Linked DNA regions of Homo sapiens: all the other regions are linked to region 1. Evidence: chromatin contacts called from ENCODE Hi-C or POLR2A ChIA-PET data. All regions are on one chromosome and are shown on one strand. The core of a region is the stretch at or near the end of the contact, and the rest is flanking DNA. Distances in the headings are between cores, read along the strand shown.

Region 1 (4,991 bases), core at 1,860-4,359:
GACCGAGGGCCCATCATTTCAAGAGCAGAGGAGGCCCGCAAAGGTCACAGGGGAGTTCGGCGCAGGGCAGGGCTGGCCCAGCCTCCCACCCTATGCTCAGGGCTGAGACCGCCATGGGTCCCTAGGGGAACAGCCTCGGCTCTCACCTCCCAGGTCCCTTCCTATAGTACCCTCGACCAACCTGCTGGCTCACAGACTCAGCCACGGTGCTTCTCGTCCTGGTCAGAAACTTCAGGTTTACTCTGAGGTGGTCTCGACACTCTCGCTTCCGGTACTCGTCTGTGGGTAGCAGGCAGGGAGCACCATTTCAGATTCACTCCCCCTGGAACCATTCTCAGTCCCTGGCCCATGGCCCTGCCAAAGACCTCATCGTTCCCTTCCCAGGTTATTACAGCGGCTGGGCTCTTCTCCATCAAATGCATTCTCCACACAGGTCCTGCTGAAAGCCCCAGGCTCTTGGCCCCCACCCCCATTTTCCAACAATTATGTCCTGAATACTACTCACCAAGGGAGCTACTCTGGAGCTTTCGCTTCAGTGAGAGATGAAGGACAAAGGACCCAGTATTTTAGAAGCGCAAACATTTCATGGAGAAAAACAAAAGAGGAAACAGAAAAGGGGAATTCCAGGGGTGGAGGGTGCAATTTCAAATAGGAGGGAATGAGAAGGTCTCACTGAAATGACTCGAAGAGAGCTGTGGATATCCGGGGAAAGAGCATTTGTCTAGGTAGAGGGAACACCCAGTGCAAAGGCCCTGAAGCAGAAATGTGTCAAATGTGTTTGAAAAACACAAAACAGCTGGAATGGCTGGGTGCGGTGGCTCACACCTGTAATCTCAGCACTTTGGGAGGCCGAGGCAGGCAGGTCACCTGAGGTCAGGAGTTCGAGATCAGCGTGGCCAACATGGTGAAACCCCGTCTGTATTAAAAATAACGAAAATTAGCTGGGTGTGGTGGTGGGCACCTGTAATCCCAGCTACTCGGGAGGCTGAGGCAGGAGCATCGTTTGAACTCGGGAGGCTAGAGGTTGGAGTGAGATGAGACTGCACCACTGTACTCCAGCCTGGGTGACAAAGCAAGACTCCATCTCAAAAAAAAAAAAAACAAACCAAAAACAACAACAAAAACAGCTGGAGTAGGGGGAGTGGGTAGCAGGAAGAGACCAAGTTTGGCTGGGGGTGGGGGTAGGTCATATAGCCCTTGTCAGGCACCCTAAGACCGCCACCTTTTAGTGACTACAATGAGAGCCACCCAGAGGAAAAACAAGGAATGACTTCTGATTTTACACGATCACTTTGGTTGCTGTTGAGAACAAGATTACGGGGGGAGGGGCATGTGGAAGGCAGGAGACCGGCTAGGCTTCTGCAATAATTCAGGCAAGAGACGATGCAGCTTGGAGCAAAGTGGCAGCTGCAGAGGTGTTCTTTCCATTGGCTGCGAGGCTTGCCATTCCTCTCACTCAGCATCTATGTGCCAAAACCTGTGGTGGACACCAAGGCTGCGGACAAGCCCAAGGAGGTGTGTGCCTTTAGGAGCTTCCATCCAACAGGGGAGGTGGGTGAGCACCCAGGACACGACAGTGAGACAAGGGCTGGGACAGATGGGAATGACCTCTGGCACTCCACACTCCTGCTTCATGGCAAGTATCGCTGGGGCTCAAACCTGTCTCACTTTCCTGCCTCCAGACTTTGGCTTAAGTTGTATTTCCTCCTTGGAATTCATAATTCTTTTAACAAATACTTTAACATCTTTTATGCATTAGACTCTAGGGATTCAGACACAGTAAGAGCTTGCCACGTCCTGACACATGTCAAAATATCACCATCTTGCCTACACCAGCCCCTCCGAAAGTCTTTATGTCTATTAAGTGACACTACGTCCCCCAAGAAACTAGGCTCCACCTTCACAGCCAATTCACCACTAAAACCCCTCTAAAGGCTGAAATTCTCTGCTGCCCCCTCTTTAACATATTTTCCACCTGCACAATTCTCTTGTTATCTCTGCTGCTATAGCCACTGCCCAGGCCACAGCATGTCCTATTTCAATGGAGTAGGTAATAGCAGCACTCTGGAGACACAATGCCCGGGCAGCCACAATGCCTGTACCACCTGGGCAGGTGCCTTTTTCTGAATCTGTAAAACGGGGGTGATAGTAGTATCGACCTCAAAGGGCTGCTGTAAGGATCAAACGAGCTTACATTTGTACAGCACTTAGAATCAGCACCTGGTACAGAGTGTTAGTGAATGTGTTTAAATGCTCCATCTTTGATCCTCATTCACTAGGTCACCTTTACCAGCCTTTATTTTTTCAAATTCTCAAAGGCAACAACCTCCTTTCTGACTCAGGACCTTTGCACATACTATTCTTCCTAGAATATTCTCCTACTTTTCACCTAGCTCACTCTTATACATCCTTCAGCTCTCGGCTGAAATGTCGCTTCCTCAGAGAAGGCTGACTTGGCCTAAGTCCCCATCAGAGTACCGTAGTCTTTTAATTCATAGGCTTCAATGCACTTAGCAATGACACACTGGGTTTGATATTCTTTGATGCTTCTCTCCCCACTAGGGCCGTAGTCCACGAGGACCAGGACGGTGGCGTGTTCTGTCACCTTCGTATGTCCAGGGCCCCGCTCCGCGCCTGGCACACAGTAGGTCTAGCAATACCGGGCGAACGCTTCAAGCCCTGCCTCAAGCGCCACCTCCTCTGGGGCGCAGGTCCCAGCACCGGAGGCAGCACTTTCAGCCCCTTCCCGAACTTACCCAGTGCCGACTTGGGCACCTTTCCCTTGGCCGAGTTCCGCAGTTTCTGGGCCTGAATTGCCTTCGTCTTCCGGGGCCGTTTCACCGGAGCCCCTCTCGGCTTGGCCTGACCTGGAGGGTCCCGGGGGGCTGTAGGGGAAGAGAGAGGAAGAGACCCAGGTCAGAGGGCGCGCAGCGTTCCCATGCCACTGGGGCTAAGCCCGGCCTGGATTGTTTTCCATCCAGGGCTCCCGCCCGCAGCCACTACCATCCTCCTGCCCGCGCCGGACGTCCCCTGGCCAGCCCTCCTCACCCTCGGACGCCGCCAGCAGCTCCAGGCCCCGCCGCAGCAGGGCGGCGGACATGGCGGCGCTTGGCTCCGCCCACGAGCCTCACACTACTTCCGACCTGGCAGTCCCTGTCGTCTCGGCGGAAACCCGAGCCCGAACAGAGGGATCCGGAGGGGGATGGGCGGAAGTGCCCATCTTTCTTAGGACGCATGCGTTAGGGGTTTACACTTGAGCGGAAGAAGGGGCGGAAACTGGAGGCGGGTCCAAGGCGCAGAAAGACACATGTGTTACTCAATCCCAATCTACCTGGCTCCTGGCGCTCAGTCCCCTCCTTCCCCGGAAGCCGTCCGCAACCTGCTCCGCCGGGTTGGCCAATCCTCTCGGGTCTCGTGGCTCCGTGGCGGGCTAGGATGGGGACAGGGCGGAGTGTTTTTCATATACTTCAACCAGCACTAGGTATCGCACAGGTTGAGTGCAGCATGAGAATCCAGTTGTCTTCCCTTAAGCCAGACATTAAAGACATATCTTTGTTTTGAAAACTACAATTATTTCTCATAAAATACGTTGTTTATGTTACCAAGCAATGGGTTTATTGTCATTTTAAGTGAATTAATGAATATGTAAAATTTTTGTTTTAGTTTCTAGTATGGCAAATATCAGTTGCCTACATACAAAAGTTCTTTGGGATCCTGAATTTTTTAAAATTTATTTTATTTAATTAAATTAATTTTTTTTTTGAGACGGAATCTCGCTCTGTCGCCCAGGCTGGAGTGCAGCGATCTCGGCTCACTGCAACTTCCGCCTCCCGGGTTCAAGCGATTCTTTTGCCTTAGCCTCCCGAGTAACTGAGATTACAGACGCCCGCCACCACGGCCGGCTAATTTTCTTTTTAAAAAATTTTTAGTAGAGACGGGGTTTTGCCATGTTGGCCAGGCTGGTCTTGAACTCCGGACCTCAAGTGATCCGCCCACCTCAGCCTCCCAAAGTGCTGGGATTACAGGAGTGAGGGGATTCTGAAGTTTTAAATGTAAGAAGCTTCTTAGACCAAAACATTTGAGCCCCTCTGGCCTAGAAGTGACACTGCTTACCTGGGGGAGGAGCCCTGGGCTTGTTCGCTGCTCCATCTGCAGCTGGCAGCCCAGCACCTGGCATGGAGAAGACACGCAATAAGTGAACGGTGAATCAGAAGGGACCACTGGGTTCACTCAGCCGGGTTCTGAGGGCCTTCTGTGTACTTGACACCACAGAGTGTGGGACCTGGAGTTCGTCCTCCGGGATAGACCACACCGTTTAAGCTCCATCGGCTAGAGAGTAATAATAACAACCAACACAAACTCAAGCATTTGTGCTGTTCTACGTGCTTTACATTTGTTAACTTGTTTATCCCCCCTACCCTTCCAGGTAGGAATTGTCTTTTGCATTTTACAGACGAGGAAACAAACACAGAGAGGCGAAGGTCACACGGGTGGAGTCAGGGGTGGGAGTTAAGACTGGCAGCCTGGCCGCAGGATTTGTGGGGGCGCTCCTGTCCCAGCCACCAGGGAGAGCAGTGCTGTGGTGCTGGGTGGGGCCTGTCAAGCCATGGGGTCAGGTAGGCCCCTGGAGGGTGAGGAGGAGCTGACCATGTATGGGCAGCGGGGATTGTTCTAGGCGGAGACCGCTGTAGCGAGGACCTATCCCCTGTGACACACGAGTGGCCCTTCAGGATGCCATGCTGGGCTGGAGGGTCGCAAAGGCCTCAGACTCCATGATTTTGTCCTAAGGGGAGTGTGGGGCCTGGAACCCAGTGACTGTTCAGACATATGCCTCCTTCCTGCTTCTAACATAGCCGGATTGTTGTCTTACTTATTATGTGTATTGCGTATTGTCTGTTTCCCCGCCCATACCCCACTGTAAGCTCCGCAAGGCAGGGATCTTTGTTTTGTTCATTGTTATATCCCTAGCGCCTGGAACAGTGCTTGGCATA
Region 2 (4,991 bases), core at 1,077-3,576, 2.0 Mb before region 1:
TCCGTCTCCCAGATTCAAGCAATTCTCCTGCCTCTGCCTCCTGAATAGCTGGGATTACAGGCGCCCACCACTATGCCCGGCTAATTTTTGGTATTTTTAGTAGAGACAGGATTTCACCATGTTGGCCAAGCTGGTCACGAACTCCTGACCTCAAGTGATCTGCTCGCCTCGGCCTCCCAAAGTGCTGGGATTACAAGTGTGAGCCACCGCGCCCGGCACTTTTTTATTTTTATTTTTTAAGATGGAGTCTCGCTCTGTTGACCAGGCTGGAGTGCCGTGGTGCGATCTCAGCTCACTGCAACCTCCGCTTCCCAGGTTCAAGCAATTCTCCCTGCCTCAGCCTCCCGAGTAGCTGGGATTACAGGCACCCGCCACCACGCCTGGCTAATTTTTGTATTTTTAGTTGAGACGGAGTTTTACCATATTGGTCAGGCTGGTCTCAAACTCCCAGCCTCAAGTAATCTGCCCACCTCAGCCTCCCAAAGTGCTGGGATTACAGGCGTGAGCAACCACGCCGGGCAACAGTCAGTCTTCTAAATGTACACCTGCCAGTGCTGCCTGCTGGCTCACTGTCCTGATGCTGTTCCAGTTCTCCATGGGACAAAATACTCCTGGGCCGGCCCCCAGGGAAAGAGTTCCTACTGCTGTGCCACTTGAGCAAATGCTAGAATGCTTTGTGCCTCTGTTTCCTCATTTGTCCAGCTGCAGAAATAGCTCCTTCCCTTGGTGGCCAGCATGGGGATTCAGGGAGCCAGTGGAAGAGGCCTAGCCCCTGGGTGAACAGTAAAGACCTTGTCTCCTCCACCTGCGGGTAAATACAGCTCCTCATCCCCGGCCACAACAGCGCTCAGCCAGTCTCCTTCAGCCGGGTTTGCCTCCGCTGCAGGGTCCTCCACTCCCAGCCTTTGCTGTGCTGTCCCTTGCCAGCTGTGCACTGTGCATTTCCACTGCCCTTCCCTCTGCCTACACGTCCTTTAAGACTTAACTCACAACCATGCAGTGGCTCACACCCATAATCCTAGCACTTGAGGAGGCCAAGGCAGGCGGATCACCTGAGGTAAGGAGTTCAAGACCAGCCTGGCCAACATGGTGAAGCCCCCTCTCTACTAAAAAATACAAAAATTAGCCGGGCGTGGGTGGGTGCCTGTAATCCCAGCTAGTCCGGAGGCTTAGGAGGGAGAATCGCTTGAACCCGGGAGGTGGAAGCTGCAGTGAGCTGAGATCATGCCATGGCACTCCAGCCTGAGCAACAGAGAGAGACTCCGTCTCAAAAAAAAAAAAAAAAAAAAAAAAAAAAAAAAAAAAAAAAAAAAGAGAGAGAGAGAGACTTAACTCAGGTATCATCTCCTCTAGGAAGATTTCCTGAGCCCCCAGGCCCTGCAGGAAGTATTAGGGACCTCTCTGTGCCCTGACAGCCCGAGGACTCTATAGTCAGATGGGAGTAGTCAAAGGAGGGCACAACAACGGGAGGCAGGGGCCAGAGATCTATCTCCCCTCCTTGAGGATGGCACAGGGTCCCGGGTATGGCTGATTCCCTGCCCTCCATGGAGGTGGGCGGGGTGGGGGGAGGGTCTGTAAAGTCTCTGAGATGCGACTTCATTTACCTGCCGAGCAAGCCTCCTAGGTGCTCTTGGAGCAGGAAACACTTCACACAACATCTGATGCTGCTATTATCTATCCCACTTTCAGATCAGGAAACTGAGGCAGAGAAAGGTAAGTAGTGACTGAGGCAGGACAGGAGCCCAGGCTGTCCGGCTCCAGGGTCCCGGTCTTGACGGCCACTCTACCCCACTCTACCAGTCGCCCCAGTATGGCTGTCTTCCTCCTGGGCACCGCGGGGCCTGTACCGGATGGAAGGGAATGAGAATGGGGAGCAAAGGAGTGGGCATGTCATGCCTGTAAACATCAAGGTTTAAAGGCCCAGGCATTCAAGGCCTCAGATCGAGCTTCCCGGTTCCCCGAACTCCCGCAGGGCGCGGCTGGAGGGCCCAGGAGGGAGGAGAGTTCATCAGGCCTGGACGCCCCAAGCAAGGCCACGAGGGGAACCGGTGGAAGAGGGGTTGGCGGCCGGGGACCGGAGTCGCCTCCCCGGGGCAGCCCGCACGTTCCCCGGCTGGCCTTGTCCGGGGTGGCGAGCAGAGGCCTGGCCTGGCCCCCCAGCCGCGTCCCTGCCAGCTCTCGGCGGCCGCGAGGACGGTGCCGGGGAGGGGGCCGGGGAGGGGGCCGGGCCCCGCCCGCGGGCGGGAGGAGACGGGCGGGAGGCGGGAGCGCCCACACCCCGCCCCCGCCCCCGGATCCAGCCCGCGGAGCCCGCGGCCAGGGCGGCGCAGACCGGCCCAGCGACTCTCCCGGGCTGCCAGCCGGGACGCGCGGCCGCCGCCGCTGCAGACGACGAGTCCGCCCTCGTCCCGCGCCCCCGGGGCTCGCGGAGCCAGGTAACAGCCCGGGCGCGCGGGTCCTCGGGGCGGAGGCCGTGGAGGCCGGCGGGTCCCGGCGCCCGCGGGGACTCTGCACCCTACTAGGCTCCCGGGGCCGGAACGGGGACGGGACCCGCCCGGGAGAGGCGCCCCCGGGTGCCCACAGGAAGGCCGGGCGCGGCCGCGGAGCCGCGCGAGGAAACTCCGAGCTTTCGGGCTTCGTGTCCCGTTCCAGGCTGGTGGAGGGGGCAGAGGATCGGACACGGCTGAGCGGCCAAAATGCGCGAGGAGGGGGCGAGCCGAGGGGCAGAGCGGGGGCTGTCTCCGCGCCTTCCTGCGCGGGGGAAGGAAGGGCCGGGGCGGGCAGCGGGCGACGCGGCGGAATGTCTCCCCTCCGCCGAGGCCCACGCGGAGAGCGGGAAGTGGGGGGTGGGGGGCCCGGGGAGATGGACAGGCACCCTGCCCCCCTCCCCGACCGCCGCATTCCAGGCTGGAGCCGCGGATGAGGTCATCCCGTCCGGTTCCCCTCCGGCCAAGACAGCCGGTCGTCCCCTTCCCCCGCGGAGCGACCCTCCGCGTCCTGAGCCCCGTCCCCCCAGGGAATGTTGGATGGCCGAAGTCTTTCCCGGACTTCCAATCCCGGCCGCCCTCCAGATTGTTCTGCCTTTGCCCCAGCAGTGCCAGACCCGCAACATTCGAAGCCCTTTTCCTAGACCGGGAAACTGAGGCTTAGAGAGTAGGGGGGACTGGCCGGGAGGCCGCAGCGGCACTAAACGTGGCGCGGGGACCCGAGACGCGGCCCGCAGCCGCTCCGTCTCGCTCGGTCCCGGGCTGGTTCGGCTCTAACTCGGGGCGGTGGGCACGAAGCGCGTCTCCTTTCCACTTTCCCCGTCGCTCCCTAATGGCCCACGGTGCCCCCCTTGGAATACGGAGGACCGGGTCCCCTAGCGCGACTGCGAACAACTAGCTACCCCGTTCTGGCCTCAGTTTCCCCGTCTCTCCACCTTGAAGCGTCTGGACTTTGAGGAGCAGGAGAAGTCAGCCGACCGGTTTAACCCCTTATTCCAGGGACCAGAGCAGGTTTGGGGGAGCTGCCGTAACCATGACAGGGACCCGCTGTCCAGCGGTGGGGGGGGGCGTCACCCAGCTGGATGCCCGCAGGAAGTGGGCTGTGTGCACCCGAGCAGTGGCCTCCAGGATGAGACGTGGGCCCCTGGCCAGCACTGCGGCCTGCGGGTGACCCCCAGGTGAATGCCAGGGTGCAGCCGCCCCCGCTCTCCTTCAGACCCGCCCTTGGCCTCCCCGCGACCACATGTGCCTCCACAGCGACCCCTGTTGGCCCGATCCCGGCTCCAAAACTTGTTCTTGCGTCATTCCCACCATTGAGTGAGCTCAGGCCATGTGCCCAGGCCCTGACTATCCTCTATAGGGTAAATATAAGGACTCCAAGGACACTGAGGCTGTGTGGTGACCTCCTTGCCCAGGTCACAGGCAGTGAATCTGCAGAGCTGGGTCTCCTGTCTTCCCAGGCCTGCACCTGCACCCCACACCGGGCTCAGCACTGGGCATCCAAGCCCTCCAAATCGTCTTCCCCATTCCCCATCGTCTTCACCCCCACCCTGGGGCATTTACCAGCAATGTTGGTCTGTGACTGAGGGTAAATGTCTCCTTTCTGAGCTTCGTTTTTTCCATCTGTGAAAGGGGTGTTCTGAACACTAACGGGCGGTGTTCCTGAGCAGGTGAGGGGAGGTGAGCCTGGCACCAGGACACTTGGAGCCCTGCTTACTCCAGTGCCAGGTGAGGCACACCTGATGGCCAGCAGTGCCCTGTGGTTGGCAGCAAGTGCCACGTGGCTGCCACCGGGGTCCCTGGAATGAGAGATGTTAGTGTAAAGGTGTCAGATTTGAACCCATGGCTGCCCTGCTCCAGTATCTGAGGGTTTCATTACATTTTCTACCCTTGCAACTCCCCTGGGAGGGGAACTGCCTGGTGTGCTGTTCCGTTTTCCACATGGGAAGACCGGGTCCCAATACCCTGCCCTCAGCTCCACAGCGCTGCAGAGTCTCTCGACCGCAGTAGGCAGGGTAGTGTGAGGGGTGGGTACTATTGGGGGGGTGCCCAGAAACATTTGAAAGATGGGATCATCGCAAGATTGGGGAGGAAGCTGGTCCCCCAAGTCAAAAGTGACCATGGGGGTTCAGGGGGGAGGAGCCCCTTTTGCTGGGAGATGAGGTGCTGCCTCAAGAAGTCAGGGAGGCCAGGTGTGGTGGTTCACACTTGTAATCCCAGCACTTTGGGAGGCTGAGGCAGCAGGATGGCTTGAGTTCAGGAATTTGAGACCAACCTGGGCAATGGAGTGAGACCCTGTCCTTACAAAAAGTGGAAAAACTTAGCTGAGCATGGTGGTATGTGCCTGTAGTCCCAGCTACTCAGGAGGCTGAGGTGGGAGGATCGCTTGAGCCTGGGAGTTCGAGGCTGCAGTTAGCTGTGATGGAGCCACTGCACTCAGCCTGGGTGACAGAGTGAGACCCTGCCTCAAAAAAGAAAAAAAAAAAAGTCAGGGAGCTGGGGTGG
Region 3 (4,991 bases), core at 1,750-4,249, 1.1 Mb after region 1:
AGAAGTTCAAGACCAGCCTGACCAACATGGTGAAACCCCATCTCTAAATACAAAAATTAGCCAGGCATGGTGGCACACACCTGTAATCCCAGCTACTCAGGAGGCTGGGGCAGGAGAATCGCTTGAACCCGGGAGGCGGAGGTTGCAGTGAGCTGAGATCGTACCACTGCACTCCAGCCTGGGAGACAGAGCGAGACTCCGTCTCGAAAAAAAAAAAAAAAAACTTCACATTACAAAGAAGCTTAAATTAAATGAATTCTGAACTTCATTTTTTTGCATTTTTTGCATACTGTCTTCCACATAATACTCAATTTTTAAACACTGTTAGCCAGGTTAGTTTGTTGCTCTAAGAAGATGTATTGCTACTACGACAACTACATGGCACTTCTGTACAAGAGATATCAAAAGTAAATAATTAGTATGGCTGTATAGATTATGTATCACTAAGGGGAAAAGACAGTTTACAATGGATAAATCTGGCAGACAGGAACTCAACCAATGATGAGATTTAACATCATCATTAATGAGACAAACCAACATGGTAGGTAAGCCTTTAAAAAGCTCCAGTGTAGCCGGGCGCGGTGGCTCATACCTGTAATCCCAGCAATTTGGGAGGTCGAGGTGGGTGGGTCACGAGGTTAGGAGTTTGAGACCAGCCTGGCCAACATGGTGAAACCCCGTCTCTACTAAAAATACAAAAATTAGTCGGGCATAGTGGCACACACCTGTAATCCCAGTTACTCAGGAGGCTGAGGCACGAGAATTGCTTGAACCCAGGAGGCGGAGGCGGAGGCTGCAGTGAGCCAAGATCACACCATTGCACTCCAGCCTGTGTAACAGAACAAGACTCTGTCTCAAAAAAAGAAAAAAAAAAAAAAAAGGAAAAGCTCAAGTGTATGACAATATTCACATCTTTTACTGAGTATCTGAATACTTATGCACAGAGCAGAATTCTCCAAATCAGCTAATACCTAGTCTGTATACACACACAAGAAATAACCAATAAATTATTCCCTTTAAAAATAAATAAATAGCAGCTGGGCACGGTGGCTCACAGCTGTAACCCCACCACTTTAGGAGGCCAAGGCAGGCAGATCACAAAGTCAAGAAATCAAGACCATCCTGGCCAACATGGTGAAACCCCGTCTCTACCAAAAAAATACAAAAAATTAGCCGGGCGTGGTGGCACGCGCCTGTAGTCCCAGCTACTCAGGAGGCTGAGGCAGGAGAATTGCTTGAACCTGGGAGGTGGAGGCTGCAGTGAGCTGAGATCGCGCCACTGCACTCCAGCCTGGCGACAGAGCGAGACTCCGTCTCAAAATAAATAAATAAATAAATAAATAGCAAATGAAGTGAACAGAAAACCCAGAAATAATAACGAGCTCTTACTGAGAGGCCTGAGGCATTATAAAATAACAACTTTCCACTCCGGCCTGGGCAAAAGAGCGAGACTCCGTCTCAAAAAAAAAAAAAAAGATAACAACTTTCAAAGAAAAAAATAACTTTGAATAAAAGCTAAATCCCTTCTTTTCAAGGTTACACTTTTTAAAAAGTGTTGAGAAAATGTAATAAAAATAACAAAAGAGTGGTATGTTTGACCAGTAATAAGAAACTAATATATAAAGAAGAGGAGGAAAGAAGACGTGCAATACGCAGAGTGGTGGAAAACTTCATGAGTGGAAGATTAAATCCGATGCAGAACTTAATAAAATGTGCGCCTTACTTCAAAGGAAGTTTAAAAATGGTGTTTACAAGGGATCTTTCTGGGGTATTGGAAATGTAATACTGGAGTGGGGTAATGGTTGCACATCTCCACAAAATTACTAAAAATAAACTGTACACTTCAAACAGGTAAATTCTGTAGTATATAAATTATACCTCAAAGTTATTTTTAAAGAACTAACATTTGTTCAACAAAGAAGGAAAAATTATATTAAGTTTATCTCACTAAACCATAAAAAGGAAGTGGCCAAGAGGAAAAGTACAGTAATTCATTCAATAGACAGAAAAATAAAAATGGAAAAATGCATAGATTAAGAAATGTTAATGTGTCCATTTCAGCCCTTGAAAGGACAGTATAGTATCTCCAGGTAATTCTGCTGCTCTTAACCAGATTTTCTTCTTTCATAGATATATGCACAAGTCCAAAGGAGAAGGAAGACTTCAGTTTAATTGCATATCACCTAGGAAAGAGCTGAACAATTTATTCTGACCCCCAATTACTGCATGACTGAAAGACATAGAGATGGTATCTCCCATGAGAGAAGAATTTCAAGAGAAAATTTAAAAACAGAAAATCAAATTTATAATTGTTTTAAAAGAATGTGTGGGCCAGGCATGGTGGCTCATGCCTGTAAATCCCAACACTTTGGGAGGCCGGGGTAGGAGAATTACTTGAGGCCAGGAGTTCAAGACCAACCCGGACAACACAGTGAGACCTCAGTCTCTACAAAAAAAAAAAAAAAAAAATTATTTTTTTTAATTAGCCAGGCGTGGTGGCACACACCTGCAGTCCTAGCTACTCCGGAGGCTGAGGCAGAAGGATCACTCGAACCCAGGAGGTCAAGGCTACAGTGAACTGTAAATGTTCCACACTGCACTCCAGCCTGGGTAATAAATCAAGACCCTGTCTCTTAACTTAAAAAAAAAAAAAAATCTGTGGACATTTTTTTTTTCTTTTTTTTTTTTTGGAGACAGGGTCTCACTCTGTCACCCAGGCTGGAATGCAGTGATGCAATCACACCTCACTACAGCCTCTACCTCCCAGGCTCAAGCAATCCTCCCACCTCAGCCTCTCTAGCAAATGGGACTACAGGCACATGTCACCATGCCTGGCTAATTTTTTTTGGTGTTTTTTGTAGAGACAGGATTTCACCATGTTGCCCAGGCTGGTTTCAAACTCCTGGATTCAAGCAATTCATCCACCTCAGCCGCCCAAAGTGCTGGAATTACAGGCATGAACTACCACACCCAGCCTGGTAATTTCTTTACAAGCATAATGACAAGAGTCAATTCCCTCAACCAGGTGAAACAGCCAAATGGGGAATTTTCTTGGTATTTTTGAAGAAAATTAATTTGCATTGGCTCAGGGACTTTTGCAGAAGTTTCCCAAAACAGCAGTACTGTACTTTTTTACTCCATTTGCAGATACAGAGATCAAGCAAAACTGCACCTATAAACAACCCCAATCCACACTTGCTTTGAGCTCTGAAAATATTAACCTACACTGACCTCTCCTGCACCAACTTCAGCAAATCCTAGGTCAAGAGCCTCAACTTCCCAAAACAGCACAGGTGTCTCTAATTTCAAACCCGCCAGTCTCCACCCTGCCTTTGGCTAATCAGTAGCAAGCCCCCAAAAAAAGAAAAAAATTAACTCATATAATTATTCTTTCCTTCTCCAGAAAACAAATGAAGTAACATAAAACACTACAAAATTCTATTTCCTCTAAATGGCTATTATAAATAGTTCAAGACACTGAGTCACAATATTATTCACCTAGACTTGAAAAGCTGTAATATCAATGAACTTGATATATTTCAGTAAAAGAACATACATGAAAATTTACAGTACAATGCCTAACTCCAGCAGGAATTCAATAAAAGTTGGTACCTTTCTTTACTTTCCATTAATTTTATCACACAGTATTTCCATGGAATAGTTTATTACCCCAATATAAAAGTAGAACAATAGAAAAAAGATAATTTACTGACCACACAGATCACACCCAGAAAATTCAGACCACTAGATGATGACAAAGGATTCATTTACAGAAGTTTAACTTTAATCTACCGTCTCCTCCTCCTTCCTAGACAGCAGCGTCAATTCCAAGGCCATGTTCCTTCTGCTATAGGAAGTGGCTACACTGTTTTTCCCTGTAGCAATGTACTAATCTCTTCTTTGTGACTGAGAGAAAGCCAGTCTCAAGAACCTGTGCTAAGTGTAGATGCAGCAAGAGTCCAGACTGACATCAACCCATAGAACCCCACACACAAGTTTACAGGATTCCTGGTTGGGGAGTTCCGTTTTGACTGTCAAGTTTACTCTGCAACTGAGCCAGGTCTCCTGTACCAATAAGCAACGGGAATCTCAACATACTTATGGTGGTAGAAAACTAGAACTACATGAACTAGCAGTAGCCTTTACCTTGACAGGAAATATTCTGACAGAAATAGTTTTGCAGAGCTGCGTGAACTGCCATCTATAGCTCTTTTTGCAGGCACCTGACATAAGACAGATACATAAGCCAAAGCTCTATCTGGTGTACTTTTGTTCAGGCCCAGGAGCTTAAGATAGGAACAAAGCATGTTGTGTCAAATCAAACTCTAGTGGTTACAGATGGACAGATCCTGTCATCAGTAACAAAATTTACAGTTGCCAGTAATGGCCTGGCTACTGTCTAGTCAGGTCCTTTGTTGCATTTAGTCTACCATTCACACAGGCTACTGATTTTTAGAGTGATCAGAATAAGCTAGCCTACCATTACCCACCACCCTAAATTGGTTTACATAATGGCTCCAACACAAAAACTTCTGCCCTCAAGGACTGGATTAAAGAGGTAGGGGTATGTGTGGGTGGGTACATGTGTAAATTCATGGTTCTGTTCTAGGACCACCAAAATTTTACATTGGTTATGTTGTTTCTTAGCATTCTCTACATTCTAATGAGATACTAGATGTAGTCCACAACATTAAACCACAGGACAGACCATCAGGAGGCACGATGAGTGAGACTGAAAAAGATAATGTTTCCCCAAACAATAGTCAAATCTGATCTATTCTAGGTCAGTACAATTGAAGATACTAACGACCACATTAGGAAAGGAGGGAGGGAAGAGTAAATAAATCTGGGACCTACCTTGCTTACAATTCCCACAGACAGATGAAATTCAATTCCATGCCAACCATACCCTCCGATCACTACAACACAAACAGAAAAATAAAAGTTCATGCAATATAAACAGTTCTTCCCATTCCTAAAAGGCGTTTGGT

What was found. A loop is a pair of places that touch in the nucleus more often than their neighbours do. ChIA-PET counts read pairs that join two places held with the same protein, here RNA polymerase II (POLR2A). Pooled maps may share reads with other maps.
Region 2: a map of ascending aorta shows a loop between it and region 1 (7-fold over the local background). The contact joins the promoter of CDC42EP1 here to the promoter of RPS19BP1 in region 1. A Hi-C loop is called at or near these places in 2 of 168 maps with a recorded cell type or tissue (aorta and ascending aorta) and 3 of 50 pooled maps. POLR2A ChIA-PET finds 5 or more read pairs at or near these places in 1 of 52 experiments (GM12878).
Region 3: a loop to region 1 is called in a pooled map, with 2.8 times the contacts of the local background. The contact joins the enhancer-like site here to the promoter of RPS19BP1 in region 1. A Hi-C loop is called at or near these places in 2 of 50 pooled maps.

What each region holds. Positions count from the first base shown.
Region 1 is chr22:39,529,639-39,534,629 of GRCh38, forward strand. RPS19BP1 (ribosomal protein S19 binding protein 1) reads right to left here and starts at 3,110. Exons shown (of 4, transcript NM_194326.4): 1 at 3,049-3,110; 2 at 2,757-2,885; 3 at 182-279. The coding sequence starts at 3,100. RefSeq lists enhancers at 1-74, 2,324-2,839, 2,840-3,355, 3,145-3,204, 3,255-3,304 and silencers at 2,565-2,694, 2,875-3,034.
Region 2 is chr22:37,558,154-37,563,144 of GRCh38, forward strand. It overlaps CDC42EP1 (CDC42 effector protein 1), which reads left to right and starts at 2,327. Exons shown (of 3, transcript NM_152243.3): 1 at 2,327-2,435. RefSeq lists enhancers at 2,963-3,569, 3,570-4,177, 3,646-3,875, 4,178-4,784.
Region 3 is chr22:40,589,817-40,594,807 of GRCh38, forward strand. It overlaps MRTFA (myocardin related transcription factor A), which reads right to left. Exons shown (of 15, transcript NM_020831.6): 2 at 4,858-4,919. Among named protein-coding and RNA genes, the nearest start is that of MRTFA, 44 kb to the right of the region's middle. RefSeq lists a silencer at 3,629-3,923 and enhancers at 3,769-3,968, 4,549-4,758. Within about 2 kb of position 3,000, at least 4 of the 41 ENCODE cell types and tissues checked have a DNase peak (open chromatin) inside an H3K27ac peak, as active enhancers do.